2 separate regions of the Homo sapiens genome follow, and region 1 is linked to region 2. Evidence: chromatin loops called from intact Hi-C (ENCODE). Cell type or tissue: CD14-positive monocyte. All regions are shown on one strand. Links, peaks and the distances in the headings refer to the core of each region. The heading gives the core; the rest is flanking DNA.

Region 1 (15,565 bases), core at 5,601-10,600, 66 kb before region 2:
ACCGTGAGCCGGACGTCTGTCCTCTGGAGCCGGAGGAAGGGCCACTTGTGACACCGTGAGCCCGGACGTCTGTCCTCCGGAGCCGGAGGAAGGGCCACTCTGTGACACCGTGAGCCCGGACGTCTGTCCTCCGGAGCCGGAGGAAGGGCCACTCTGTGACACCGGGAGCCCAGACATCTGTCTTCCAGAGCTTCCGTGGCTTAGGCCACAGAGAAGTTCGTGGTTCTTTGCTTTGCAGCCCCAGGAAGCCTTGAGGGAGGGAAAGGTCAGTGTGGAGAAGAAGGAGGCCATGCCCAGCGGTGAAGAACTACTTCCATTTTAGAAAACAAAAAAGTGGCCGGACACAGTGGCTCACGCCTGTAATCCAAGCACTCTGGGAGGCCGAGGTGGATGGATCACGAGGTCAGGAGATTGAGACATCCTGGCTAACATGGTGAAACCCCGTCTGTACTAAAATATTTAAAAAATAGCCAGACGTGGTGGTGGGTGCCTGTAGTCCCAGCACTTTGGGAGGCTGAGATGGGCGGATCACGAGGTCAGGAGATAGAGATCATCCTGGCTAACACGGCGAAACCCCATCTCTACTAAAAATACAAAAAATGAGCTGGGCGTGGTGGCGGGTGCCTGTAGTCCCACCTGCTCCGGAGGCTGAGGCAGGAGAATGGTGTGAACCTGGGAGGCAGAGCTTGCAGTGAGCCGAGATCGCGCCACTGCAGTCCAGCCTGGGCGACAGAGTGAGACTCCGTCTCAAAAAAAAAAAAAAAAAAAAAATCCTGTCTCTACTAAAAATACTAAATTAGCTGGGTGTGGTGGTGCACGCCTGTAATCCCAGCTACTTGGGAGGCTGAGGCAGGAGAATCACTTGTACCTGGGAGGCGGAGGCTGCAGTGAGCCGAGATCACACCACTGCATTCCAGACTGTGCGACAAAACGAGACCTCATCTCAAAAACAAACAAACAAACAAACAAACAAAAAAACCAGAAATACCTGAAAGCTGTGTGCCGTGGCTCACGCCTGTAATCTCAGCACTTTGGGAGGCTGAGGCGGGAGTTCGAGACCAGCCTGGCCAACACAGTGAAATGTGATCTCTACTAAAAATACAAAAATTAGCAGGGCATGGTGGCACAGCTACTCAGGACGCTGAGGCAGGAGAATCGCTTGAACCCAGGAGGTGGAGGTTGCAGTGAGCTGAGACTGTACCACTGCATTCCAGCCTGGGCATCTGAGTGAGATCTTGTCTCAAAAGGAAAAAAAAAAAAAAGAAAAGAAAAAAAATACCTAAGACTGGGTAGTTTTTAAAGAAAAGAGGTTGAATTGGCTTGCGATTCTGCAGGCTGTACAGGAAGCACTGCAGCTTCTGCTTCTGGGGAGGCCTCAGGAAGCTTCCAATCATGGCAGAAGGCAGATGGGCAGTGAGGCGTCTCACATGGTGGGAGCAGGAGCAAGAGAGTGCGGCGAGTTCACACTTGTAAACTACCAGAGCTGGTGAGAACTTGCTTACTCTCATGAAGACAGAACGAAGGGGATGGCACTAAACCACTCATGAGAAATCCACCCCCATGATCCAGCCACCTCCCACCAGGCCCCACCTCCAACACTGGGGGCTACAATTTCACATGAGATTTGGGCGAGGACACAGATCCAAACCCATATCAGGGGCCCACATTGGACGTAGTTTCAAGGTGGACCTGGGCAGGTGTTTCCAGATGAGATTTGCGTCCGTGAACTGAGTTGAGCAAGTGCGCTCCCCGGTGTGGCTGGGCTTCATCCAATCTGTTGAAGGTCTGAGTAGAGCGAAAAAGGTGGAGGAGGCTGGGTGCGGTGGCTCACGCCTGTAATCCCAGCACTTGGGAGGCGAGGAGGGTCTGCGGATCACTTGAGGTCAGGAGTTCGAGACTGCCCTGGCCAAAATGGCGAAGCCCCGTGTCTACTAAAAATGAAAAATTATCTGGGTATAGTGGTGTGTGCCTGTTATCCCAGCTACTCAGGAGGCTGAGGCAAGAGAATTGCTTGAACCCAGGAGGCGGAGTTTGCAGTGAGCGGAGATCCTACCACTGCACTCCAACCTGGGGGACAGAGTAAGACCCTGTTCTCAAGAAAAAAAGGAGGAGGAAAGAGGAATTTGCCCCCCCTTCCCCACCCCCCTCCATTTTCCCCACTGCCTCACTGCTTGAGCGGGCACATTTCATGTCATCTTCTCAGCAACCACCCCCACCATTCCCCCTCCTCCCTCAAACTGGGATTTACACCATTGCTCAGGCCTTCAGACTGGAACTGAATTACACCACCAGCTTTCCTGGTTCTCCGTATGGCAGACAGCAGATCAGGGTTCTTCTCAGCCTTCATGATTACATGAGCCAATGCCTCATAATAAATCTCCATTTACGAATATGAATTTCCCATTAGTTCTGTTTCCTTGGAGAACCCTGACTAATACAGGTATCTACTGGCATTTGGGGAAAAGCATTTTTTCTTTAGGCAGGGATGTCCTATACGTTGCAAGGTGTTAAAACTTCTGGGCCTAGTTGTGAAATATTGACGACATTCCTTAATCATTCTGACAACAAATTTCCTTCTCCATCCCCAAATTTCCAAAAGTCCTCTGGAGAGCAGTTCTGAATCTGGTTCAACCACTCATAAGCTGTAGAGAGACTAGAAAAGAGATAATCACAGAGTCAGGCAATTTTTACCTGCAAGATTTTAAAAAACAGAGTTTTTAAAGTTCTTCGTAGTTTCTTATATTACTGAATTCCTTCCTTCCTTTCATCCCTGCCTCCCTCCCCATCCCTCCTTCCTTCCTTTGTTCCTTTCTTTCTTCTTACTTTTATTACTTCTTTTGTATCATCAAGAATGAGTGTTGAATCCTACTGAATGTTCTTATTCCACCCATTGAGAGGGTCATATGTATTTCTGTTACCGGAAAGGGGTCCTATTTCAGACCCCAAGAGAAGGTTCTTGGATCTCACACAAGAAAGAATTCAGGGCGAGTCCATACAGTAAAGGGAAAGCAAGTTTATTAAGAAAGTAAAGGAATAAAGAATGGCTATTCCATAGACAGAGCAGCCCGAGGGCTGCTGGTTGCCCATTTTTATGGTGATTTCTTGATGATATGCTAAACAAGGGGTGGATTATTCATGCCTCCCCTGTTTAGACCATATAGGGTAACTTCCTGACGTTGCCATGGCATTCCTAAACTGTCATGGCGCTAGTGAGAGTGTAGCAGTTGAGGACAACCAGAGGTCACTTTCATTGCCATCTTGGTTTTGGTGGGTTTTGGCCGGCTTCTTTACTGCAAACTGTTTTATCAGCAAGATCTTTGTGGCCTGTATCTTGTACCGACCTCCTATCTCATCCTGTCACTTAGAATGCCTTAACCTCCTGGGAGGCAGCCCAGCGGGTCTCAGCCTCATTTTACCCAGCCCCTATTCAAGAGGGAGTTGCTCTGATTCAAATGCCTCTGCCATTTCCTCTTTTAATCTATTAATTTAGATTGCTATGGCAGAGGTGACTTACTGCAAACCTATTCTGCCACTTTTCTTTAGTAACCACGATTGTATTTAGGTGGCAGTGTACCCAGTTAATAGACCGCATGTCTTAGCCTCCTTGGATGCAAGAAATGGCCACGTGGCCAACACAATAAAGGCATAGGGCTGTTTGCATTTTTAGGAAGACACTTTAAAATAAAATACACCATCTGGAGTGCACCACTTTTGCCTTTCCTTCCTTCCTGCTGCCTGGAATGTTGATGTGATGGGTGGAGCTGTAGCAGTCCTACTCCTTATCAATTCCTTGATAAGGTGATCTTGAGACTAGAAGCTAAACACTAGCATGATGGAGTAGACAGAGGAAAGTCTGGGTTCCTGGTGATGGTACAGCCACTATATTAGGCTTGGGCCACCTTCTTCTGAACTTAATTTACGTAAAAATAAACTTCAAATTTTTTCTAAACACAAGAATACAGATCGAGGTTATCAAGGAATTGAAGTGAGCCTTCAAGCACTGTGTGAAATGGCACATTCAGATTTCATCTTAAGCAGGCAGCTGCTTCCCAGCTTCAGTCAGCCACAGGATGGTGGCTTCATTTAATCAGATCTCTCATTTTTTAACAGATATCAGAAATTCCAACTTCTATATGAAAGCTCCCAATTAAAAAATGGTGGCTTGGCCAGGTATAGTGGCTCACGCCTGTAATTCCAGTACTCTGGGAGGCTGAGGTGAGTTGACTGCTTGAGCCCAGGAGCTCAAGACCAGCCTGGACAACATAGTGAGACCCCACTTCTACAAAAAATACAAAAAATTAGCCCAGCATGGTGGTGCACATCTATGGTTCCAGCTACTTTTTTGGAAGGCTGAGATGGGAGGATCACTTGAGCCCAGGAGGTGGAAGCTGGAGTGATCCATAATCACACCACGGCACCCCCAGCCTGGATGACAGAGTGACACTGTCTCAAAACAAACAAAAAATAATAGCTCAGCTTTTATGAAAAACACGGTGTAGCCTAAATACATCTAAGGATGATATTGAGCCCACAAGGCTGCCAGTTCAACTCTCCTTAGGGAGGTTCCTTTCTGGGCTCATGCTGAAGTCGCCTTTGTAAAATCAGAAATGTATCTGTTCACATTTAGCTTTTAATATCCCATGGGCAAGGTGAAATAGGGGAAGATCATGGGCAAGTGCCCCCCTCTACTTCTGTATACCACACCAGACACTGCGTTTTATTGCCTCTTCTTGGTGTGTAGCAAATATATCAGGAGTCCACTCAAAACTTATTTATTTATTTAACACTGAGTCTTGCTTTACTGCCTAGGCTGGAGCGCAGTGGCATGATCGCGGCTCACTGCAACCTCCGCCTCCTGGGTTCAAATGATTCTCATGCCTCAGCCTCCCAAGTACCTAGGACTACAGGCTTGTACCACCATGCCCATCTATTTTTCTATTTTTGGTAGAGACGGGGTTTTGCCATGTTGGCCAGACTGGTCTTGAACTCCTGGCCTCAAGTGATCCACCCACCTCGGCCTCCCAAAGTGCTGGAATTATAGGAGTCAGCCGCCGTGCCCGGGGTCAAAACTCTTTTTCTAAAATGTCGTTAGAAGGGGGTTGTGACAGCTCTGTGCAACTTGTCCCCTTTCCTGTTTGCTTATGTAATTCTGTTGGAAAGTATTAAGTTGTTTAGCAGAATGATAATATTTTCAGATCGCTTTTGTCCTTTAAAAAGGATGTGGCCTGCCTGCCTGGTGCCTGGGAAGCTGAAATACCAGGAAGAAGAGCAAAATCCTGGGTGTTTTTTTGAGAGTGAGAGGAGGACAGGATTTTGATTGTTCTACAATGATATACAACTCTTCCCTACTCCATGCCACACTGAGAGGCAGAGTGGTGGACGTACCTGGGAGAAGCCTGCGGAGCCGAATGTGCCCTCCAGGATGGACTTTTATATCTTGATAAGCCTGGGGGTCACCATGCTGCGTAGGGAGGCCGGAGACCTGCCACTGACGGTGGTTATCCCATGTCATGGCTTTCTTCATTCCCACTTTACCTTTTTGAGGCTGGAAGGTATTTAGGGGATGACAGAAAATCAAGTTTGAAGGTCAATGGAAATATTGGGCACCCACTAGAATGTCCCACATCTGTAAATACATGTGCATCTTTGTAAACACTTAACAGCTGTTTTGGGGAGTGCTTGTTTAAATCCACAGATGGCATTTTGCCAGAGGCCTCCTTCAGTTCCCTATTTCTCTCACTCAAGGTATCCTAGTTTGGAGATCCAGACCAGGTGCAGCCCATGTACCCTGATGAACCCCAGGTTCCCCTCTCCAACATCTTTCTCACCCGACAGGTGCGGCCCTGAAATGGGTTTCTACTGTCTCCTCACACAGTCCCCATGTTCCCCTCCTCGGGTTAGTTTTAGGGTAGTCTAGCCTGGGAAGGAATTTGGGACTGATCATGCCACGTTCCCTGGAATGGGACTAGAAAGGAATCCTGGGCTTCGTGCGGACCAAGGCCCCACTCAGGTTGTCATGGAAAATGAGGCTGAGAGCCCCTCTCTGCAGCACCCTGTGGGACGGAACCCGAGGTCTCTGCTGGTCCCGGTGGGCACAGACCTGCAGCCAACCCGGTGTTCCGTGAAGCCCTGATTTCCCAATGAAGCCCATGGAAGCCATCACTGGTTTCCATGGGAGCGGACCATGGCCACCCCTGCTCCTGTTCCCTGTGGGAAAGGACCAAGGCCGCCCCTGGTCCTGGTCACTGTGGGAAGGGACTGTGGTCACCGCTGGTCCTGGTCCCCTTGGGAGGGACTGTGGTCACCGCTGGTCCTGGTCCCCGTGAGAATGGTCTGTGGTCACCGCTGCCTGTTCCCTGTGGAAGGGAACGTGGTCACTGCTGGTCCTAGTCCTCTTGGGAGGGACTGTGGTCACCGCTGGTCCTGGTCCCCGTGTGAGGGACTGTGGTCACCGATGGTCCTGGTCCCCGTGGAAGGGACTGTGGTCACCGCTGGTCCTGGTCCAGGTGGAAACAGACCGCGGCTACCCTGGTGATGGACCCCACGGGGCACACCCGCGCCACCCCGCACCCAGGGCTCGCGCCGCCCGAGGCCCCCGGTTCCTGTCCCCCTCCCCGCCTGGCGCCGGAACCTGCGAGCTGGGGCGCGGCCTCGGGGAGGGGCGGGCGGGACAGACCCAGCCGCCCCGGCTCCCCCGCCGTCCGCGTCTGCGCCGGCCCCGGGGCCTGGTCGGCGGCGGCGGGGCCGGTCGATGGCCCGGGCGGCGGCGGCGGCATGCGGCTCCTGTTCCTGGCGGTGCTGCGGCCACACACCGGCAACGCGGTCACGGCCCAGCGCGTTCGGTAGGTGCAGGGCGCCGGGGCCTACGAAGCCTGGGCCGGGGGCCGGGGGGCGGGGACGCGGGACCCGGGGACGCGGGGCGCTCAGCCAGGCCCCCTCCAGCCGCGCCGGGGCCGTCCCGAGCCGCGCGCACAAACGGATGGGCCGGTGCCGCCTGCCGGGCGCGCGGGGGTCGGTGCCTTCTGCGTGGCGCGCGTGTCCCCGGGTCTCCGTGCGGCCGGCGCATTGGCCTCGCGCTCTCCGGAGGGGACTGAGCAGGTGAACAGGCCCGGAGCCTGTCGTGGAGGGGCCCGGGAAGGCCTCGCTGCAGAAGCAGGATGGGAGCAGGATCCGCAGGGATGCGCAGCGGGGTCCGCGGAGCTCCCGGCGGGGGCGCGTTTCCAGGCCGGGGACCGCGGTGCCAGCCCTGCCCTCGCGGATCGGGTCTCGGCTGTGTGCCGGCGTCCGGGGTCCTGTCCCCGAAGTCCCTTTCCCACCTCCCCTCTGCCCTGTCTATTCTCGTCTTCCTGGCTGGTTAGCTCCTTCACACTCATCTTTTTCTGCCTTTGTCTTATTTGTTTACTTGTTGGTCTGTGTTCTGGTCGCTGGAACGCAAGCCCGGCGGGGGCCCGGGGAGGGGCCGCCGCGTTAATCCCGCCGCCTCCCACCCGCACAGCGGGCGCTCGGCCTGTATTAGCCGGATAAACATATTCCTTGAGGCGAAGCCTGGGAAGTGCCAGGATTAGAGCCTGCAGCTTAACAGAAGCCGTGTGTGTGTGTGTGTGTGTGTGTGTGTGTGTGTGTGTGTGTGTAAAAGCGGACTTGCTTCATGAAATTTCCCGATTTACTTCCCTTCTGTGGGCCTGTTTCCCCATCAATTTATTTTTTTGAAATGGAGTCTCGCTGTGTCACCCAGGCTGGAGTGCAGTGGCGCAATCTGGGCTCACTGCAACCTCCGCCTCCTGGATTCAAGCATTCTCCTGCCTCAGCCTCCCAAGTAGTTGGGATTACAGGTGTGCACCACCACGCCCGGCTGATTTTTGTATTTTTAATAGAGACAGGGTTTCACCATGTTGGCCAGGTTGGTCTCGAACTCCTGCCCTCAGGTGATCCGCCTGCCTCGGCCTCCCACAGTGCTGGGTTTACAGGTATGAGCCACTGTGCCCGGCCTCCTCATCATTAAAATGAGCAATTGAGACTCCACCAACACTTTCATGTCCCTTTCAGCTAATTTCTCCTAAAGATCATAAGCAGAAATGACCAAGAGAGGATCCATCAGTTTTCTGAAATTTGCTGGAAAATTTACACTCAGGTTTCATGGTGCAGGTTTCTATTAAATAGGTCAGTGATGCTCTGCTTGGGTTTAGCAGTGAGGAGCCCTTTGTGTTCCTGGCTCTGTTGGATGAACCAGCATCCCAGTATGGGAGAGGAATGAAGGAGGTGATTTCACATAGGGATTAGTGCTATTAAGAAAGCAAAACTAGGAGGCTGAGGCAGGAGAATCGCTTGAACCTGGGAGGCAGCTGTTGCAGTGAGCCAATTGATCTGGGATCACGCCACTGCACTCTAGCCTGGGTGACAGAGCCAGACTCCATCTAAAAAAAAAAAAAAAAAAAACAACAACAACAACAAAAAAAACAAAAAACCTAGGGCAGGCTTTCATGGCGGCTCAAGCCTGTAATCCCAGCACTTTGGGAGGCTGAGATGGGAGGATTGCTTGAGCCCAGGAGTTAAAGACCAGCATGGGCAACATGGTGAAACCCTCATCTCTACAAAAAAAAATTTAAAAATTAGCTGATGTGGTGTGTGCATGCCTGTGGTCCTAGCTACTCAGGAGGCTGAGGCAGGAGGATCAGTTGAGCCCAGGAGGTTGAGGCTGCAGCGAAGTGACATTGCACCACTGAACTCCAGCCTGGGTGGCAGATCAAAACTCTAAAAAATAAAACAAAACTGTTAACGGAAAGAGGTCCTGATCCAGAACCCGATAGAGGGTTCTTGGATCTTGCACAAGCAAGAATTCAGGGCGAGTCCTTAAAGTGAAAGCAAGTTTATTAAGAAAGTAAAAAAATAAAAGACTGGCTACTCCATAGACAGAGCAGCCCCAAGGGCTGCTGGTTGCCTTTTTTTTTTTTTTTTTTTTTTTTGAGACAAAGCTTCATTCTTTCGCCCAGGCTGGAGTGCAATGGCGGGGTCTCAGCTCACTGCAACCTCTGCCCCCCGGTTCCAGCGATTCTCCTGCCTTACCTTCCGGAGTAGCTGGGATTACAGGCGCCTGCCACCACACCCAGCTGATTTTTGTATTTTTAGTAGAGACAGGGTTTCACCATGTTGGCCAGGCTGGTCTCGAACTCCTGACCTCACGTGATCCTTTGGTCTTGGCCTCCCAAAGTGCTAGGATTACAGGCATGAGCAACTTCGCCTGGCCTTGGTTGTCCATTTTTATGGTTATTTCTTGATGATATGCTAAACAAGGAGTGGATTATTCACACCTCCCCTTTCCAGAACATATAGGGTAACTTCCTGGCATTTCCATGCATTTGCAAACTGTCATGGTGCCGATGGGAGTGTAGCAGTGAGGACAGCCAGAGGTCGCTCTCGTTGCCATCTTGGTTTTGGTCGGTCTTGGCTGGCTTCTTTACTGCATCCTGTTTTATCAGCAAGGTCTTTATCACCTTGTATCTTGTGCCGACCTCCTATCTCATTCTGTGACTTAGAATGCCTTAACCATCTGTGATTGCAGCCCAGTAGGTCTTAACCTCATTTTACCCAGCCCTTATTCAAGACTGAGTTACTCTGGTTCAGACGCCTCTGACAAAACTAGATAAAGTGATTGAGAGGCATGATGATGGCTGAGATGCTTTAGAGAATGTGGTCTGGGAGGCTGTCTCCGGAGATGACATTGAAGCTAAGACCGAAAAGAGGCTGTCACTGAGATCTGGAGGGATGGTCCCAGGAAGGAATAATGGTGAGAACACAGGTCCTGAGCTGTGTGAGAAGCAGAAAGGCAGCCAGGGTCACTGGACTATAGAGAGTTTGGGGCCAGTGCTAGGAAATGAGTCAGAGAGAGAGGCCAAATCTGGCTTGTACATGTGGTGGGGAAAACACTTTGTGCTTAAGAAGTAATTACCACTAAAAAAAACAAGAAAACAAAAAAAGATGGTGAAACCCCATCTCTGCTAAAAATAAAAAAATTAGCCAGCTGTGGTGGCACAGACCTGTAATCCCAGCTTCTCGGGAGGCAGAGGCTCAAGAATCGCTTGACCTGCAAGGCGGAGGTTGCATGAGCCAAGATGGCGCCACTGCACAACAGCCTGGGAGACAGAGAAGACTCCGTTTCAAAAACAGAAAAGAAAATCAAAAACAATGTTGAGTGACCGAAGAACCTGAACGGGCACAGAGTTAGAAGCTTCAGGCAAAAAGGAAATATTACCTGTTATTTAATATTTTGCTCCTAACTTGAGCTGTAAACCCACATCTTCCAAGGGCCCAAACTCACATCCACCCACAAGGTCACGTTACTTTTGTCCCAACTCAGAGGTGAATTAATAGAAAAAATAACTATGTTAGCTGCCGTCCTGAGATTCACTCCCCCATCATTCTGTTGGTGGTGCACTTTTGAAAGTGCCTGTCTTGCTAGGCCTTGGGGCTACAAAGGGGAAGGAGGCGGGCAGGGTTTATGCAGAAGGTTGACTTCAGCTAAACTGGAGTGGAGGGCCATTTAGTCACTTCGTTCTTTCTTTTCCTGGCTGTGCAGAAGCAGAATAAAGGCTGCTATTCAGGCTTTGATGTTTATTCAGACCAGGCGTTTGTTGTCCTTCACCTCAGGAAGGATTGCTGGGGGAAGAAAAAGAAAAAAGCAGAAGTTGCTTGAAGACATCTTCTGCCTTGTGAAAGCTTAGTCTCCTTGAGGAAATGATGCTGGTGTCCTGGACGGGCGGGGAGGGAGGTTCCCTTGGTGACTGAGAGTCCCTGTGATCTAATCAGCAATGAGCAGTGAGGACTGGATGTTCTCCTCCAAAATCTCTGCCAAAGACCCCGGAGACCACCTTCAACTGACCCTGGACACTTGGTGAAGGAGTTCCCCAAATACGTAAATCTGGAGTTCCCATCAGCCTGGCAGAATAGGAGGTCAGAATTAGGTAAGACTGAATTTAAAGAAAAAAAGAAGGGGTTCTATTCTTGCACAAGTTGGTCATTGTAAAGCAACACCCCATCTATAAGTAAGGGTGCTAAATCCTCATGAATGTATTGGCCTGGGAAGCACAGAATCCTCTGGGGACATATAGGTGGGGACCGATCCCAGATCAGAGGTCAGGGAAAGCCTTCTCGTGCCTTCCAAGCCCATTCCCTGTTGAAAAATGGCAAGGTCCAGACCAAGTTTGCTTTGTGGCTCAGTGTTCTTTTTCATAATGAGGATGCCAATATGGGTTGTGAATGGAATTAAAAGAGTTAATACACTTTCAGCGTTTTTAAAGCAGTGTCTGGAACATAGTGAGGACTAAGCTCTGATTTTTTTATCTTGCCCAAATTCCTGTCTAAGGGGTCTGGGAGTCATGCCCTACAAACCATAAAATCCCATCAGATGGGTTTTATTTGACACTGTATATCGTGACTTACCTTCCAGTCTGACTCTGGCATAACATTATGAGACAAGAAAAAAAATCAAAATATTTAACCCCAAAACATGCTTCTGTGCCATATCTTGAAATGGCCCTGCAGAGCCATCCTTTGTGGGAGGAAAATCTGCATCTGTAAAGAATTTCTGCCGGGCCTGGTGGCTCACGTCTGTAATCACAACACTTTGGGAGGCCAAGGCAGGTGGATCACTTGAGGTCAGGCATTGGAGACCATCCTGGCCAACATGGTGAAACCCCGTCTCTACTAAAAATACCAAAATTAGCTGGGCGTGGTGGCACACACCTGTAATCCCAGCTACTTGGGTGGCTGAGGAAGGAGAATTGCTTGAACCCAGAAGCAGAGGTTGCAGTGAGCTGAGATCACACCATTGCACTCCAGCCTGGGCAACAGAGGGGGACTCAGTCTCAAAAAAAAAAAAAAAATCTCCATTAACATAGCTAGATCTTTTTCTTCCATGCCCTCCCAATCCTGAAGAGATTAACTAAAAGTCTAGCACCTTTTAAAGATCTGAAGAGGAAAAATTTGTCATTTATTGTTTCTAAGGGCAGCCACCGTAAGACTTCAAAGGAACGTTGGTCTCCACAGTCTTTTATCTTAACTTGAACATTTCCTTTCTATGGATCCCAGGTCTTAAGACAAGCCTCAACCAATTGTCAGCCAGAAAATGTTTAAATTGACCTATAGCTTGGAACTGCCCTTCCTCCCCGCAACCCCCATGCTTTGAGTTGTCCTGCCTTTCTGAACCAAACCAATGTATTTCTTAAATGTATTTGATTGATGTCTCATGCCTCCCTAAAATGTGTAAAACCAAGCTGTACCTCGACCTCCTTGGGCACATGTTCTCAGGACCTCCTGAGGGCTGTGTCACAGGCCATGGTCACTCATATTTGGCTCAGAATAAATCTCTTAATATTTTACAGAGTTTGACTCTTTTCATCAACAACAGTTGTGAGCTATTAATCAGCATAATGGGCCTTAGTTAGCAAGGTGGGAGAACGGAGGGGGAGGCGTCTTAGGCAGAGCGTCAACCAATGGGATGGGAAGAGACCATCTCTTCCAGAGCTGAGAGTCACGCAGCCTTCACAGCACAGAATCCTGTAGATCAGCGACTCTGCCTCCGGAAGAGCATGGGGCACAGAGGATGTGCCGAGGAGGGGGAGCCATTTTGCCCCCAGGGCCGTTGGGCAAGGTCTGGAGACATACTTCGCTGTCACCACTAGTGTTGGGGGCTACTGGCATTGAGTGGGACGCCACTCCACACCCTGTAGTGCACAGGGCAGCCCCTCCCCAAGAGTGACCCTGCTCCACATGTGAACAGGGCTTTGCTGATGAACCCTTCTCTAGGTGGGGTCAGGAGATGTGGCTGGAGAGGGAGACAGGGCCACGCGACACCTTCAGTTTTGTGCCAAAAACAGGATTGCACCATGAAAGGCCATGAGATTTGTGTGTAGTTGAAAATCATGTATGTATTTGGGTTTGGCATATTTAAGAAGTAAAATGAACAGGACTTGGCAGTTGAGTGTGGGGAATGAAGGAGAGAAAAACCTGTGATTTCCTTCATGATAGAGGGAAAATACTGGGAAAAAAAGACAGGAAAATCTAAAGCTTCTGCTGTCTAGTAGTTTTTTAGAAGATGTAGGTGACAGAATGGAATAATGTGTTTCTTGGGCAAAAAATCTGGGGGATCAATAACTTGAGAATTGATGTCGTATTGTCTGTGTGTCACGTTAAATATTCTTCAGTATAAAGTGTTCAGGGTGTGTAAGTTTCCTTTAAGTATAACCTGTGAGCTGCTAGCGAGTATTCTGAATACCCTAATGTGGCACCTACACTCTAGAGATGTCTCCTAAGCAATGTAACATTAGCAACCCACGTCAGAAGATTTGTTCATTAGCATAAAGCATTTCAGAAATTAGGCTGGCGCGGTGGCTCACGCCTGTAATCCCAACACTTTGGGAGGCCGAGGCGGGCAGATCACCTGAGGTCAGGAGTTCAAGACCAGCCTGGCCAACATGGTAAAACCCCATCTCTACTGAAAATACAAAAATTAGCCAGGCGTGTTGGCTGGCACCTGTAGTCCCAGCTACTCGGGAGGCTGAGGCAGGAGAATCGCTTGAACCCAGGTGGCAGAGGTTGCAGTGAGCCGAGATTGTACCACTGCACTCCAGCCTGGGTGACAGAGTGAGACTCCGTCTCAACAAAAAGAAATTAGTAGTGTCTAAGATATGTGGTTCACTGGGAAGACGACACAGGCTTTTGACCAAGAAGTCAGGGAGCCCTCACCTGCTGGGCAGCCCTTGAGGGGTTGCCAGCTCTATTTGGTCTTGCATCCCTGCCATAACCCTCTGTCATCTGGCTTAACTAGATTGGCTAGTGTGGCTGCCAGTATGGTCCAGTGTGGACTCGATCCTTCGGGCAGGGTGCTTGGAGAACACAGAGAGTTCTGCAGCCCAGCAGAATAGACCGTTTTGTGTGTGTGTGGCTGAATCTGGAGTGAGAGTTCCTCTCATTGTAGGGCACACCTGGTGGTGAGGTTGGAAGGAAGAGGTCAGAAGGGTCCCCACCCCCCTCTGATCCCCTGAGAATGAACATTTGCCAGGAGAGCCAGGCCGTCCTCACGGAACCGGGGAAATTGGTCTAGGTCAGTTTCTAACGGTGAAGTTCAAAATTAAAAGCAGCTCTGGTAAGTGAAAAAATAGAGTCTGACACCTAGAGAACCAAGTTCATGTCACCTGTGGAGGGGGATAAACTGCACAAGGAGTGGATGTAAAAAATATTCACGCCGAGAGTAAGTTGTGGAGTTGTTTCAAAGGGTGCCCCCCGTTATGCTAAAACAGGAGGCTAGTCCTTGGAAACACTGAAATCATCTTCTAAAACCAGGGCGACAAACTGCTGCCTGCCCGGGGTGAAACGCAGCCTCCCTGCCAGTTTTGTAAATAAAGTTGTAGTGGCCCCAGCTATACTATTATACGCTTACGTGTTGTTCACATTTCTGCTTTTGCTTCTCAGGGGCAGAATGGAGTAGTTAGAACAGAGGCCCTCTGACCCACGAACCCAAAGGTATTTCCTCTCTGTCTGCTTCCAGGAAAGGCCTTCTGACCCGTGCTCTACATCTTGATATCAGATATTCACTAGATAACTGAGTTGCATGCCTAGGGTATTGTCTGCAGAGCTGCCAAGGGTACTGGGGAAATGCGTGAAGATGGTCTCGGGAAGAGAACAAAATAGAGCATTTGGTCCTCCTCGGCCCAGAGCAGGGAAGCCCAAGGGGCAGTTCAGTCCAGCCAGGAGTGTGTTGACATCAGAATGATGGCAAATGTTGTCACACTCATAGCTGGACTTGGTGCAGCGGGGTGGTGACTGTGTGTTTGTTGTGTTTCTCCATCTGGAACGGAGAGTGCAAAGGTGTGTTTGTCGGAATGGGAAGCATTTTAGATAATGGGGGCAGATCGGAGCACTACAGGACACGGACCAGAAAGGAGAGAAAGCGAAGGAAGAAATGCAAACATCCTTTGCATCCAAGGCAGTACTTTCCCTTCCAGGCCCGGCTACTTTCTGGCCGCATCATTCTGAATTCTCTGTGTCAAGCATTTGGGAAGAAAAAAAAAGTATGAGGAAAAGTTTTCAGGTTTTCTAGATTTTCTTTTGAGGAGTCAAAGGAAAGTGTGAATGCAGATGAAGTTCAGACAAGGAGGCTATTTTATTTTTTCTGCCTTCCTTGGTTTTGTTTGTTTTTTGAAGATCTTGTTACTAATTTTTCCACGTCCAAAGATAGCCATTGAGGCCAGCCGCGGTGGCTCACGCCTTTGATCCCAGCATTTTGGGAGGCTGAGGCAGGCAGGTCACTTGAGGTCAGGAGTTTGAGACCAGCCTGGCTAACATGGTGAAACCCTGTCTCTACTAAAAATACAAAAATTAGCTGGGCATAGTGGTGCATGCCTGTAATCTCAGCTACTCAGGAGGCTGACACAGGAGAACTGCTTGAGCCTGGGAGGTGGAGGCTGCAATGAGCCAAGATTGCGCCACTGCAGTCCAGCCTGGGTGACAGAGTGAGACTCTGTCTCAAAAAAAAAAAAAAAAAAACCACAAAGATAGCCATTGAAAGTTG
Region 2 (15,565 bases), core at 5,082-10,081:
GAGGCCAGGCGTTCGGGCCTCCTGAGGACTTCCATGGTGCTCAGGCGCACCTTAGTGAGGCACGGCATCCTGTCATCACCGTGTCCTTGCTGCATTGGCTTCAGTGACATTTTTAGCTGGTGCAGCAGGAAAAACCTGGGCTCTGAGGCAGCGCGTAGGTTTGAACACAGCGTCTACCACCTCCACCCTGCGCATTTTGAAGTGCGTTTAACCTCTTTGAACATCAGTGTCCAGCTGGATAAACTGGAGGAAGCAGTCTGCTCAGTGGGCCTTTAAGGGTTACAGTGGAGTATGGAAAGCGCCTACATGCAGTCGGAGCCCAGGGCTGGCTTGAAATGGGCGCTTGTTAAATAGCCGCTGTCAGTATGATTCAGTGTGAATAACGATTATGCAGGTGGATTTTGGAGGTGGTTAGATGACTTGATTTACTTACATTTTATAAAATTTCAAAATGTTTCTGTTACCAAGATAACGTGTTAGACGTTGCCTCTGAATTTCTAAATTGTAAAATAGTCATTTTTTTTTTCAGCAAAAATTAAATGTAACTTCTCTCTCTGAAGAAGTAATAGCCAACAGACCATCAGGCATGAGTTGGTGAGGGTTGAGAGTGGGAATTTTACAGGGAGGTATAATTTTCACATGGGGCTTAGCTGACAGTGTTTTTGAAACCTGTTACTTCCTGGCATTTTTAAGGAACTCAAGGTTTGTCTAACCCCTAACCCCGTTTGGGCCTGTCATGGATCCTGGGGCTGAAAGGGGTGCGTCTTTTCTCATGTGGAATCCATGGGCTCTTTTTAACCCTCCTGTGCTGAAGGATTCATGGGACTTCAGTGACACACTCAGAGCATCGAGCGGCTTTATAAAAACCAGGTGCTACTGTTATTTAAACTTCAACACAAGTGGGCCGTGTGTGGTGGCTTACACCTGTAATCCCAGCACTTTGGGAGGCTGAGGCGGGAGGATCACTTGAAGTCAGGAGTTCGAGACCAGCCTGGCCAACATGGTGAAACCCTGTCTCTACTAAAAATACAAAAATTAGCCGGGTGTGGCAGCGGGCGCCTATACTCCCAGCTACTCGGGAGGCTGAGGCAGGAGAATCGCTTCAAACCGGGAAGAGGAGGTTGCAGTGAGCAGAGATCGTGGCACTGCACTGCAGCCTGGGTGACAGAGCGAGACTCTGTCTCAAAATAATAAGAATAATAGTAATAATAATAATAAGCCTCAACACAAAATAACTCATTGTATTTCAGCAGTCGCTTCAAAGTGAACTTGCCCTTTTTTTGTTTCTTTGACCCAGGAATTGCAACAACACCAAACGCCGCTTTTAACTGGAATACCTTTCTTCAACGCTCTGGTGAGACATGAGATCTTCTTAGAGGATTTTGATGAAGTGCATCTTGTCAGTTACTTTCAGGAGCTTGTGACGTTCATGCGGTTTTGAAAAAGTGGTTGTCAGAGAGAACAAGGTTCATTTCCCTCTGTCTGCGGCTTCATGAGTAGTTTTATCCTTTTGAGGAACAGCAGGGCTAGAAAGCCAGAGAGACAGGGGCTCTGGCCCTTTCTGATGCTGTTTTTAGCACCTGCTTTCCAAATTTTCAGTATCATTTCCTGTGACATTTGTTCTTTATAAGAATAACAACCTCATGTGTTCATTTTATTTTACTTTACTAATTATACACGTAGTTAAATTACCATTGTAGAAAAATGAGAAAATATCAGAATATGCAACACATTTTTTTTTTTTTTTGAGATGGAGTCTCGTTCTGTTGCCCAGGCTGGAGTGCAGTGGTGTGATCTAGACTCACTGCAGCCTCTACCTCCCGGGTTCAAGTGATTCTCCTGCCTCAGCCTCCTAAGTAGCTGGTACTACATGCATGCGCCACCATGCCTGGCTAATTTTTGTATTTTTAATGGAGACGGGGTTTTGCCGTATTGGCCAGGCTGGTCTCGAACTCCTGATCAGGTGATCCACCCACCTCAGCCTCCCAAAGTGCTGGGAATCCAGGCATGAGCCACTGGGCCTGGCCAAAAAATGCAACAAAAATTTTAATCACTTGAAATTTCATCACCAAAAAGAAACTGCTATTAATGTTTGATGTGATCTTTCTCAACAATTTACATGTAAATAATGATGTTTAAAAGACAAAGTCAAGCTTCACTTACTACTCTAACCTGCCTTCTTTGCTCATTATGTCAGTAGAATAGAGTGAACTCATCCTTTTTTTAAAATAATTCTATAGTTTGTATGCAGTGAAATGCAGAGATCTCAAGTGTAAAATTAGGCAAATGTTTGACAAATGTATATACCCATGTGACAAATACCCCAATCAAGATAGATAACATTTCCACCACTCAAGAAAGTTCTCTCATGCCCTCTTCCATATTTAATTTCTGTCTCTTTATAGGCGATTCCTAGTCTAATTTTTCTTATCTTAGATTAGTTTTACCTGTTCTTGAACTTCATCTAAGTGGAGTCATGCATTGAATAATTTTTTGTATCTGGCTTTCTTTGTTCAACTAATGTGTTTGAGATTTATCCCTATTGTGTGTATCTGTAGACCTTTTTTCTTAGTATTCTATTTTGGAATGGTGTATTTCATTCCATATATCACAAATTGTTTATCTCTTCTTCTATTGATGAACTTTTAGCTTGTTTTCCATTTTTAACCGTTACAAATACATTTACTATGAATATCCTTGTGCAAGGTTTTTTGGTGACCTATGTTTTCACTTCTCTTGGATAAATGCCTCTAAGTCAAATAGCTTGACTATATGATTAACATTATAAAAAATATCCAAACAGTTCTCCAAGGTGTGCCATCTTACACTTCCACAGAAGCTGACAAGAGCTTCAGTTACTCCACATTCTTGCCCACCGGTGGAGTAGACAGTCTTTTCAATTTTAGTTGTTCTAGGGAGATAATGAAATGGTGTCTCATTGTCATTCTTCTAAGTTTCATTTCCCTGATGATTAATTTTGTTCAGCACCTTTTTATGTGCGCGTTGGCCATTCATGTATCTTGTTTCGTGAGTGTCTAGCCAATTGTGTGTGTGTGTCTTCTAATTATTGGTTTGTAGAACTTCCTTATATTCTAGGTACAAGCCTTTTGTCAGATAAATATATTGTTAATATTTTCTCCCATTATCTGGTTTATATTTTTGTTTGCTTAACCATGTCTTTTGAAGAGCAGAAGAGGCTTAAATTTTATTGAAGTCGAGTTTATCAAACTTTTTCTTTGATGGTTAGTGCTTTTGAGTCCTGTCTACAAAATCTTTACCTACCCTAGGGTCACAAAGATGTTTTTCTTTCTTTTTAAAATGTCTTTAGAAGTTTTAGTGCTGTAGCTCTTTCATTTAAGATTATAAATCCATCTGAAATTACTATTTGTGTGTTGTATGAGGTAGGGATCTGTTTTTTTTTCTTAACAATATCCAGATGGTTCCGGCGTCATTTATTGGAAATGTTTTTCTTTGCCCATTGAATTGCTCTGGTGCCTTCGTTGAAAGTCAGTTTACTGTATGTGGCCTTCCATTATCTATGCCTATCTTTATTCCAATATCATGCTGTTTTGTTGGTATAGGGTAATAGTAAGTCTAGAAACCAAGTAGTGTTAGTCAATAACTTTGTTTCAGAATTATTTTAGCTATTCTAGGTTTTTTGCATATCAATTTAAATTTGGGGCTCAACTCATCAATTTCTGTAAAATCCTGTTACATTGAACCTCCACCTCCTGGCTTCAAGCGATTCTCCTGCCTTAGCCTCTCAAGTAGCTGGGATTACAGGCACGCCCCACCACACCTGGCTAATTTTCTGTATTTTTTGGAGAGAGAGGGTTTTCACCATGTTGGCCAGGCTGGTCTTCAACTCCTGAGCTCAAGTAAGCCATCTGCCTCAGCTTCCCAAAGTGCCGGGATTACAGGCATGAGCCACCTCGCCTAGCCTCCTGCTGCAAACTTCTAAGAAGAGACTGAAGATGCAAAATCAATTCTCTGCCCTCAGCAAACAGAAAGACACCCCAAGTCTGTTTTCATGCTAAAGACTTGAAACAAGAAGACATACATGCAGCCAAAAAACATATGAAAAAAGTTCATCATCCACTGATCATTAGAGAAATGCAAATCGAAACCACAATGAGATAACATCGCACATCAGTCAGAATGGCGATTATTAAGAGGCCAAAAAACAACAGATGCTGGCGAGCTTGTGGAGAAATAAGAACGCTTTTACCCTGTTAGTGGGGATGTAAATTAGTTCAACCGTTTTGGAAGACAGTGTGGCAATTCCACAAAGATACTATTTGACCCAGCAATCCCATTACTGGGTATATACCCAAAGGAATATATATCATTCTGTTATAAAGATACATGCACGTGTATGTTCATTGCAGCACTATTCACAATAGCAAAGACATGGAATCAACCCAAATGCCCATCAGTGATAGACTGGATAAAGAAAATGTGGTACATAGACACCGTGGAATACTATGCAGCCATAAAAACGAACAAGATCATGTCCTTTGCAGGAACATGGATGAAGCTGGAAGCCGTTATCCTCAGCAAACTAAGGCAGGAACAGAAAACCAAACACCGCATGTTCTCAACTTATAAGTGGGAGCTGAACAATGAGAACATGTGGACACAGGGAGGGGAATAACACACACTGGGACCTGTCAGGAGAGGGTAGGGCTGGGGGCATCAGGAGAGCATCAGGAAAAATAGCTAATGCATGCTGGGCTTAATACCTAGGTGATGGGTTGATAGATGCAGCAAACCACCATGGCACACGTTTACCTGTGTAACACACCTGCACATCCTGCACACGTATCCTGGAACTTAAAATAAAATAAGATAAAATGAAACAAAAAAGACTTGAAACAAAGCCTCTACCACATACTCTATGTCAGTATTAAGTTCTATTGAAAAGAAAAATTTCCAAGCATTTTATCAGAAATAATTTTCGTAGTGTATTCATCAATCTCAGCCACACTAGCATGGCTGTTCTCAGTATTACAGATGAACCCACACGACCTCAGCTGCTTTGTCATGTCAGTTACATGTACCATTATTCAGAACGAGTGGGCCCATTTTCAATTTCCTGTTGTAAGGTTAGTCTGTCTTCAATCTATCACAGGACGCAATGGCGTTGTAACTAAGATTCATAATTTCCAGTAGGAGAATGATTTGTCATCACATTCCATAGTCTCAGGGTTGACTGTTTCGTTGGTCTTGCTATTGAATGATTAAGGGAACAGCCAGGAGATTTTAAACACTCCTTACAAAGCGTTTTCCTCTGGAGACCTACTTGGCTGCTGCTTAATCTTAATGTGTGCAATTAGAAGTTGTAAATGTATTCAGAATATATGGGCTTAGAGAGACTGGTTGTGGCTCTGATAGCTGACAGTGGCAGATAACGGCTTAAGGGTAGATGTAGGATTAATCTGCGTCTCTGGGTTTTATGATCAGGCATCTGTTCGCATTTGTGCCATCGTTTGTCTTTGTCGTCTCTCAGGCTCTGGGGATGGGCCGTCCTCATCAACCTTACTCTATCTTCCCTTGGCCTCTGGAGCATTGGAAACCTGTGACTGTGATTTGTCCCTCCCACTTGGAGCTTCAGACAGTGAAAACAGAAGGTAGAGTGAAGTTGGTAGACACTATTAGTGATCAGATACCATCTGCCTTCTCACCAACTATTAACCTTGAAATCAGGGGGAGTGGGTGGGAAGGGCTTCATTTAACACTGCATATAAACAGTTGAGTGATTGATTAGTCACCAGGGTGTGTAGTGTGCTTCTTAAATGTCTGATGTCCACGTGGCGATGCATTCTCCTCTTCCGGCATGTCACAGGTTTTCTGACCATACTCAATTCTATCTCTAAGCCCCAGCTAAAGAATGAGTAAGTCTCCTTAATTTAAAACATCAAACCCCTCTTATGCTTACCATTATCTCACATACAAACAGGTCAACTAAGAACAAATAAATAATAAAGCAGGTTAAGTGTAGTAAATGGCATGGTTGTAATTTTTTCACACGATATTGACAATAGCTATTCTGATTGGAAGATAGATGTGTAGACATCAAATTAGTTACCTGGTCTTTGAGTTTTTCTGTGCATTTCTAGATACATTTTAAATGTGATGATTCCATGTTCTATGAATTTTGCCTTTAAATTTCAATAACCAACACATCTAAAGTCATGATTCCTTTCAGGCTATCAAACCTAAAACGTATGAAAGCTTAAATTGACTGGGTAACTCCTTCCTGTTTTTCTGATTTCTGTTTTATTGTATTTCTAGTTTTATTGCTTATTTCTCTCTCTCTCTCTCTCTCTCTCTCTCTCTCTCTCTCTCTCTCTCTCCCCCTCCATCTCTCTCTCTATCTCTCTGTCAACTCTATTTGTATTTCTATAATGGAAACTCAAATTTGCCTAACTCAGATTGTAGCACTTTTCTTCCTCAGGCTAGTCCTAGGAAAACTCACTTGTTTTTTGTATGGAAAACTAGTGTTAGTAGAAGCCTTTATTCTTGCATAGCCCCCAAATCAGCTTTTTCAGCTATAATTTAGTAAGTCTAATGTGTTCGACTGAAGTACTTTTTTTTTGTAATAACAAGTGAAAAATAATGAAGAGTGTGTCCTGGCGCAGTGGCTCACGCCTGTAATCCCAGCACTTCGGGAGGCCGGAGGCCGAGGCAGCGGATCACTTGAGGGTCAGGAGTTCAAGACCAGCTTGACCAACATGGTGAAGTCCTGTCTCTATTAAAAATACAAAAATTAGCCAGGTGTGGTAGTGCATGTCTGTAATCCCAGCTACTTGGGAGGCTGAGACAGGAGAATTGCTTGGACCTGGGAGGCGGAGGTTGCAGTGAGGTGAGATTGCGGCATTGCACTCCAGCCTGGACAACAAGAGTGAAACTTTGTCTCAAAAAAAAGAAAGAAAGAAAAAAGAAAATAATAAAGACAGCTTCTAGAATAGAATACAGGGCATAGAGACTGCCTCAGCGTGGATTGGGTTTCTGTTCCTGAGCCCGCTCATGACTCATACTTGGGAGATTAAGCAATGTGGAGTGTAGCTGTTGGCAGCAATATGCCAGATCGTGAAAACAACACATTTTGTTTTGAAGATAAAAATACCGTTCTCCAGGAAATGGTTCTATCGGAAAGACATTTGTTAAGTGACGAGTTCAAATCTTGACTCATGGATAACCTAGATATTAGAGGAAAAGCAAAGGTAATAAAAATAAGTTTGGCATTAAAAGGAGGAGACAACATTTATTAAAAAAATTAGTCAGGTATGTGCCCTGTCTCTGAGCATCAGCAGGCCAACCTTATTTAATAGTTCTTTGTTAAAAGCTAAGAATTTATACCACCTTAAAGCTGTCAGGGGCTTTAGGGAGCCCGAAGTGTAATTCATCAGAGTTGATGCTTACGTGTGATGAGCCTGAGCCCTTGAACACTTGATCAGGATTTTTCCTCTATAATCTTTATTTTTGGTGAATGATATTTTGGTATGTGGAAAGTGCACATAAGCTACTCAAATCCAAATGCTGTCTCTTTCTTTTAGTTTTTTTTTTTTAACCTAGAGTAAGACAAGTCTATAGCCCTTTATTCTATCATTTTCTAATTTAGTTTCCTATATTCCCATTACACTTAATCTCCAACCCAGGAAGAAGATGAGGGGAGAGGAAAGGAATATAGGATTCACTCCATCTCCCTGCAGCGTCTTGCAGGTCAGGGGTCTCATAATGAATTGAGTAAGTTAGGGACCAGCACTTTTAAACATTGAAGTGAAATCAAATAGAAAACATCGAAGTGGCTTGCATGTAGTCAGCCTAAAGTATGTTTTTAATCATATATAAACTCTATGTCTATGTATGTGTATGTGTGTATTTATATATCTCGTGTGACTGAGTTGCAACATAATATGTTTATCTTACCGTATGTCATAGTCAAAAAACTCTGAAAATCAATATTGTATCTTATGGATTATTCTCTTCTCAGGGCCATCTTTCCAAGGGATCCCAGGACGGGGGTAGTTGGAGGGCCACTTTTTTACAGCCTGTGTGACCAAAATGCCAATGCGTCTTCAGAGCCTCGAGTTCTCAGTAGCTAAGTGTGTCAGAGTAGAGGAACAACATAGGTTTCCAGCACTCATACTTCTCACATAGCAAAAATGAAGAATTAAACAGAGTCTCTTCATCTTGACGTCACCTGCGTTCTTCACACAGTGCTTTCAATACCATCTCTGGATGCCATCTTTGTAGATTGTTTGTTTGTTTGACATTTACTTTTTTTTTTTTTTCCAATTCGGTAATACTGATTCTTGACTTCCCCCTCTTTTTGGTACCTTTGTGATTCTCCTTGTACCTTCCTTCTTTCCCTCTTCCCCCTTCTGTGTATATGAATAGACATTCCATGCACATCAAGAATATGGGGGAAGTGATGTTTCTCCCTTCTCAGTGTGTCACATATGGATGTGTACAGCGTCAGCTTGTCCCAATACTGGAGATCTTTTTCTGACTATGTAAACTCTGTGTGTGTGTGTGTGTGTGTGTGTGTGTGTATACACACCAGCTATGTGTGCTGGGCTAAGGCTTCCTCCCCTAGTTAAACTGGTATTCCCTGGTTTCTCCGTGTACTGTACAGGTATTATATTTCCTTTGTAATTAGTAAGTAATTTTTGAGAGGGTGCTCTTAATCTCTATCCTCATCAAACTTTCACTTGCAAATTTTAGCATTCATTAGTGGCTTTTGCCTAGTAATGTAGGCTTGGACTGTTTCTCCTACCTGACCTCTCAATCTTGAAAAGTTTTCTCCATTTTTAACAATCATTTATTAAAATGAATAGCTTGACTCTTGACCTCATATTCAAATGCCTAACCTCAAATTCTTCTGACCTACAATTCAAATTCTGCATGTAGCGTCTAGCTTAGACTTTTGGTCAAACAAGGACTCACTAAGGTTTGCATTTCTAAAGTTAGCTTCAGGATACTTAGAATATTAAGGAAAGGGCCAGGTGCGGTGGCTCATGCCTGTAATCCCAGCGTTTTGGGAGGATGAAGCCAGTGGATCACCTGAGGTCAGGAGTTTGAGCCCAGCCTGGCCAACATGGTGAAACCTCATCTGTACCAAAAATACCAAAAAGAGCCGGGCATGATGGCCTGTGCCTGTAGTCTCAGCTACTCAGGGAGCTGAGGCAGGAGAATCGCTTGAACCCAAGAGGCAGAGGTTGCAGTGAGCCGAGAACGCACCACTGCACTCCAGCCTGGGCTACAGGCTGAGACTCCATCTCAAAAAAAAAAAAAAAAAAAAAAAAGAGTATTAAGGAAATATTAAAAACTCTACATATTCAATGAAAATTGACAATGCAGATTGTCAGCGGCTTATTCAGAGGCTGTGACAATTTTCCAAGGCTTTTCTAAGAGCGACATCTCGATCTTAACATTTCAGTAAGATTTGCTCCCGTTGGGTATTAATTTTTTGAAGCTTTTGTGATTGCATTAAAGTGGTGTCGCCATAAGTCATTATATTCACACTAGTTGTATTCTTGTTCAAGATTTGGAATAGCATAGAGAAAATGAAAGTGCTTGAATTAAATAATGGACGAATGCCTGTGCTGGGAAAGAAAACCTTGAACCTGCATAATTTTATGGCCAATTATACAGGTTATAAATGCTGAAGTTTTAGGTCGGCTTGTGTAAAATATATTAGCAATTTCTATTGCATGCGTCGTGTACTGAGCTGTAATAAGCCACCGCAGGATGCACCACCTGCTCCCATTTGTTCTGTGGTGGGGGGTTTGGACCTTCTAATGCCTCCAAAGTCTTTGCTAATAAGGCTCAGCTTTTTCCTGTATCTGCAGATGTCTTGGTCTGGATCCCTCACTTTTTTTCTTTTCTTTTTTTTTTTGAGATGGAGTCTCACTCTGTTACCCAGGCTGGGAGTGCAGTGCACCATCTCTGCTTACTGCAACCTCCGCCTCCCGGGTTTAAGCGATTATCCTGCCTCAGCCTCCCCAGTAGCTGGGATTACAAGTGCCTGCTACCACAGCCAGCTAATTTTTGTATTTTTAGTAGAGACGGGATTTCACCACGTTGGTCAGGCTGGTCTCGAACTCCTGACCTCAGGTGATCTGCCCTCCCGCCTCCCACAATGTTGGGATTACAGGCGTGAGCCACTGCGTCTGGCCAGGATCCCTCACTTTAGAGAGCAGATTCACTATAGGAATTTGGACTGTGAAGCAAATGTGTCTAAATTTACGCCTCTTTTTCAGAAACTTTTATTACAAAATTAAACATATTTTCTCATTAAAAAAAAAATGCACCAGCTGAAAGCAGCCACCCCTGCATTTCTCCTGATGCTGGGGTTTGGCCCTGCGAGGGCTGCTTCATGTGTGTCCGCTGGGCTCACTTGGACACTTACAGACGGCCCAACCCTCACTGGGTCCTGCATGAGCTCATAATGTGTCCAGGGCCTCATGCAGCCGGGAGTCTCCAGACTAAAGCCTCATTCTTGGCCTGGAGCACTGGCTCATGCCTGTAATCCTAACACTTTGGGAGGCCAAGGTGGGCGGATCACTTGAGGTCAGGAGTTCGAGACCAGCCTGGCCAACATGGCGAAACCCCATCTCCACTAAAAATACAAAAAGTAGCTCGGGGTGGTGGTGTGTGCCTGTAATCCCAGCTACTTGGGAGGCTGAGGGATGAGAATTGCTTGAACCGGGGAGGTGGAGGTTGCACTGAGCCGAGATCGTGCTGCTGCACTCCAGCATAGTTGACAGAGTGAGACTTGGTCTCAAAAAAAAAAAGAAAAAAAAAGAAAAAGCCTCTTTTATTTATTTATTTATTTTTTTGAGACATCTTGCTCTGTCACCCAGACTAGAGTGCAGTGACCTTGGCTCACTGCAACCTCCGCCTCCCGGGTTCAAGTGATTCTCCTGCCTCAGCCTCCTGAATTGCTGGGATTACAGGCCCCCGCCACCACGCCCAGTTAATTTTTGTATTTTTGGTAGAGATGGGGTTTCACCATCTTGGCCTGGCTGATGTTGAACTCCTGACCTCAAGTGATCCTGGTGAGCCACCATGCCCAGCCAAAAAGCCTCATTCTTAAGAATGAGAACAGAGATCGCGGGGCCAGATTAGAGGGTACCGGTGTGAACGGGGCAGTGGGGAGAGTGGGAAGCACAAAGTCTTCCCCCGCCCAGGCTTGGAAATCACATATGGCCACTGCCACTGACAGCCATTGGAAGTCCCAGGCCAGCCCCGGGTCTTGGGGTACAGTGATCTGTTCCACTTCAGATGGGAAGGGCTGCAAAGACTGTGGCCATCCACCACAAGCAGTCTTAGTGACAGCTTCCAACCTGGGAAACAATGCTGCTTCTTTCTTTTCTTCATAAATAAATTGTTTTTTGTTTTTTTTTTTTACTTTTTCCATATTTATTGAGGTACAATTAATGAAATTATATGTATGTGAGGTGTACAATGTGATGGTTTGGTATCTGTATACATTTTCCTTTATATACCTATGGACATGTGTTTGTTTATCTTTTCTTCAACTTTTATTTTAAGTTCTGGGTACATGTGCAGGATGTGCAGGTTTATTATGTAGGTTAACAATGTGCCATGGTGGTTTGCTACACAGATTATCCAATCACTTAGGTGTTAAGCCCAAGCATCCATTAGCTATTCTTCCTGATGCTCTGCCTCCTGCGACCCCAACCCTCCGACAGGCCCCAGTGTGTCCTTCCCCCATGTGTCCATGTGCTCTCATCATTCAGCTCCCACTGATAAGTGAGAACATTCGGTTTTTAGTTTTCTCTGCCTGCATTAGTTTGCTGAGGATAATGGCTCCCAACTCTATCCATGTCCCTGCAAAGGACATGATCTCGTTCCTTTTTATGGCTGCATAGTATTCCATGGTGTATATGTACCATGTTTTCTTGATCCAGTCTATCATTGATGGGCGTTTGGGTTGATTCCAGGACATGCATTCATTTAGGTGTGTGGATCTCTCTATGCATATATGAGTTCATGAGGACATTAATATATAAACCATTTTTCTAGTTTCATCAAGACATTATTCTTCCTATCTAGAATTGCATCTAAATCTTTTCTAGAACGTCTGGCTCCTATTTCAGTCATAGTTGAGTCAGTTCCCCCGTGCCTCATCCTTTTTCTTTGCAGCAAAAGTTGCATTTTACAGCCTGAGCTCAGCTCCATTTTTTCCCACCAGAAATCATTAGTTTACAGCAAGGAAATTAATATAAAAGTAAGAGTAGGGGCGGGGTGTGGTGGCTCACGCCTGTAATCCCAGCACTTTGGGAGCCCAAGGCGGGCAGATCACCTGAGGTCAGAGTTTGAGACCAACCTGGCCAACATGGTGAAACCCCATGTCTACTAAAAATACAAAAATTAGCCAGGTGTGGTGGTGCATGCCTATAATCCCAGCTACTCAGGAGGCTGAGGCAGGAGAATTGCTTGAACCCAGGAGGAGGAGGTTGCAGTGAGCCGAGCCGAGATTGCACCACTGCACTCAGCCTGGACAACAGAGCAAGACTCTGTCTCAATAATAATAATAATAATAATAATAATAATAATAATAATAATAAGAGTAGGAGAAGCTGGCCTCGAAGTCAGAGGCCTCCACTTCTGAATGCATCTGTGATGTCATTGCTACTGCAGCATCCAGAGCCCTCCCCACTGAAAACATTCTGAACTCTTCTCTTACAGAGATTAACCAAAGTGCTGATAATTTGCACATATTTCTTCTGATATGTGGACTTCGACAAGTTAAGGATCCTCTCTATCTGGTGGACGCATTTTCAGGTGTGTTTGCTGGCTACCTTCCTCCACTGTTTATAGAATTCCTTGTGGGCGCCCATCTCAGCATTTCTCTCTTCAGGGCCCTGAGTTTTCTTTCCTCATTCTTTGCACGTGAGCAGAACTGTTTCTAGATTGCTACTTTGGAAAAGAACAGAAAAATAATGCATGGGATCAGCAGCTCTTTGGAGGAATTTCTGTTTAGTTTTCCACTGTCCTGTGCCCTCAGGTTCTGAGAAAATCATAAAAATAGCAAATAATGATAGGACTAAAATAATTTTACCTGAAAATATTTCACACATGCTGATTTGTGTGATGCATTTGGAGTTTTGGTTATTGTTTAAGGTAATCGATACAGTCTTGGTATATTCCAAAGTCCACATTGAATTGGGGTGATATTGGAGACTAGTCCTAGTTATCCAGTAAATTAGAAATCTGGACAATGGATAATATTGTAGAAATTCACTTAAAATCATAAAATGTCAAATACAGAAATTCTAAATAAATATAATTTAAATTGCCTAATATTATGAATGAAAGCCAAATGATATGAAATAATTTATGTTATTGAGAAATTTATATTGAAGTTAGTTGTGCTTGCAGCTGTGACTTAAACCCATTTGAAGTGTTTTTTTGTCTTCTTTTTTCTTCCCAAGCCTGGCATCAGGAGGAGCCCAATGTGCACCTGGTGATTGTGGGTCCTGAAGTAAGTTGATGTGCAGTAAACACTTATCTCATCTCTGTTTTCCTCTATATACTTTTTATGTATTTTCTACAATCAGTTTACATTGCTCTTCTTTATTTTTTTGAGACGGAGTCTTGCTCTGTCCCCCAGGCTGGAGTGCAGTGGCGTGATCTCGGCTCACTGCAACCTCTACCTCCCGGGTTCAAGCAATTCTCCTGCCTCAGCCTCCCGAATAGCTGGGACTACAGGTGCCCACCACCATGCCTGGCTAACTTTTTGTATTTTTAGTAGAGACAGGGTTTCACCGTGTTAGCCAGGATGGTCTCCATCTCCTGACCTTGTGATCCACACGCCTCGGCCTCCCAAAGTGCTGGGATTACAGGCGTGAGCCACCGCGCCCAGCTTACATTGCTCTTCTAACCAAGTGGAGTTTTCCTCTTTTTAAGTAAATGAAGTCAATTTGCCTCTTAAAAATGAAAACTAGACCAAGGTTAAAGATCATTACAACGGCAATGAATCTTGACGACTAATTTATTGCTACAAAGGATAACTAATAACTTCTACGGAAATACAGAGGAGTCCGGCTGGGCGCACTGGCTCACGCCTGTAATCCTGGCAACTTCGGGAGGCTGAGGCGGGCAGATCACCTGAGGGCAGGAGTCGGAGACCAGCCTGGACAACATGGTGAAACCCCCATCTCTACTAAAAATACAAAATTTAGCTGGGCATCGTGGTGGGTGCCTATAATCCCAGCTACTCAGGAGGCTGAGGCAGGAGAATCGCTTGAACCCGAGAGGTGGAAGCTGCAGTGAGCCAAGGTCGCACCGCTGTACTCCAGCCTGGCCGACAGAGCAAGACTCTGTCTCAAAAAAAAAAAAAAAAAAAAAAAAAACAAAAAAGAATAGAAAAAAAGAAAAGAAATACATAGGAGTCCTATAAAAAGAAAATTAAAGTTATATAAAGTGAAAATTAGTCTAATTTGGTGCATAAGGCAAATATTATGTGTGATCCAAATTGTCTTTGAAATTTCCTTAAATTGCTCAACAAACTTGGCACGGTTCCTTCCACCCAGCATCAGATGGCAGGTGACACCTTTGGGAGCCTTGTTGTGTGGAAAATGAGTATCTGTAAATCCGAGAAACACGCTGGGATGGGAGACGTTCTGGTGGCCGTGACTATGGTGGCCGTGACCGAGGGATGGAGCCCCTGAGAGCCACTTGCAGATGCCGCCTCCCATTCCATGGGGACTCTGGGATATTCACTCGTCCCTCACCAGATCAGGACCAAACACGTGCTGTGTTCCACGCCAGTCCTAATAGAAGTCCCAAGGGCTTAGGATTCATAGAATCTGTGGCTGCACTGGTCATCTCATGAGAATGAGCTCGTCTTTACTCCAAGCGGTTTGGAAAACAGAATACACCTAGTGTTTCCAGCCAGACAGGGTGGACCGCTGCCAGTGACAGCTCCGCGTGTTTGTGGTTTTTTTTTTTCTTTCTTTCTTTTTGAGATGGAGTTTCGCTCCTGTCACCCAGGCTAGAGTACAATGGTGTGATCTCGGCTCACTGCAACCTCTGCCTCCTGGGTTCAAGCGATTCTCCAGCCTCAGTCTTCCTAGCAGCTGGGATTATAGGCGCCTGCCACCACACCTGGCTAATTTTTGTATTTTTAGTAGGGACGGGGGTTTTACCACGTTGGGCAGGCTGGTCTCAAACTCCCGACCTCAGGTGATCCACCTGCCTCGACCTCACAAAGTGCTGGGATTCCAGGCATGAGCCACCGCACCCGGCCTCTTTGTGGGGTTTTTGTTCCAGGGTTGCTGCTATGGCCTGAGTGTGTGCATCCCTCCAGATTCCTATGTTGAAACCTGTTCCCCAGTGTGAGGGTATTAGGAGGTGGGGCCTTTGGGGGTGATTCAGATATGAGGGCAGATTTGTGCCCATTAGGGAGGCCCCGGAGAGCTGCCTCGCCCCTTCCACCAAGCGAGGACCTGGCGAGCATCTGGATGGGAAGCAGGCCTCGCAGACACCCATCTTTCCCGCACCTCAGTGTTGGCTTCCACCCTCTGGA

The links. A loop is a pair of places that touch in the nucleus more often than their neighbours do. Peaks named below come from ENCODE experiments on the same cell type or tissue, not always from the same donor. Only the 100,000 strongest peaks of a DNase experiment are listed, where the experiment ranks them.
Region 1: it touches region 2 in a loop (3-fold over the local background); 3 of 110 quality-filtered maps call a loop at or near these places.

Annotation. Positions count from the first base shown.
Region 1 is chr12:128,846,808-128,862,372 of GRCh38, forward strand. GLT1D1 (glycosyltransferase 1 domain containing 1) reads left to right here and starts at 6,671. Exons shown (of 12, transcript NM_001366886.1): 1 at 6,671-6,842. The coding sequence starts at 6,775. LOC100128276 (a long non-coding RNA gene) reads right to left here and starts at 6,288. Exons shown (of 3, transcript NR_148996.1): 1 at 6,269-6,288; 2 at 5,386-5,545; 3 at 2,364-2,653. It also overlaps the pseudogene LOC124903089. RefSeq lists silencers at 6,650-6,749, 6,940-7,139 and an enhancer at 7,001-7,652. In CD14-positive monocyte, for the core only: no CTCF peak of the experiment used is centred there; DNase peaks (open chromatin) are centred at 5,704, 7,664 and 9,864; H3K4me3 peaks cover 4,916 bases; H3K27ac peaks cover 4,695 bases.
Region 2 is chr12:128,913,636-128,929,200 of GRCh38, forward strand. It overlaps GLT1D1 (glycosyltransferase 1 domain containing 1), which reads left to right. Exons shown (of 12, transcript NM_001366886.1): 6 at 1,298-1,354; 7 at 12,724-12,819; 8 at 13,470-13,519. Among named protein-coding and RNA genes, the nearest start is that of GLT1D1, 68 kb to the left of the region's middle. RefSeq lists an enhancer at 2,861-2,980. In CD14-positive monocyte, for the core only: no CTCF peak of the experiment used is centred there; a DNase peak (open chromatin) is centred at 7,036; H3K4me3 peaks cover 320 bases; H3K27ac peaks cover 2,192 bases.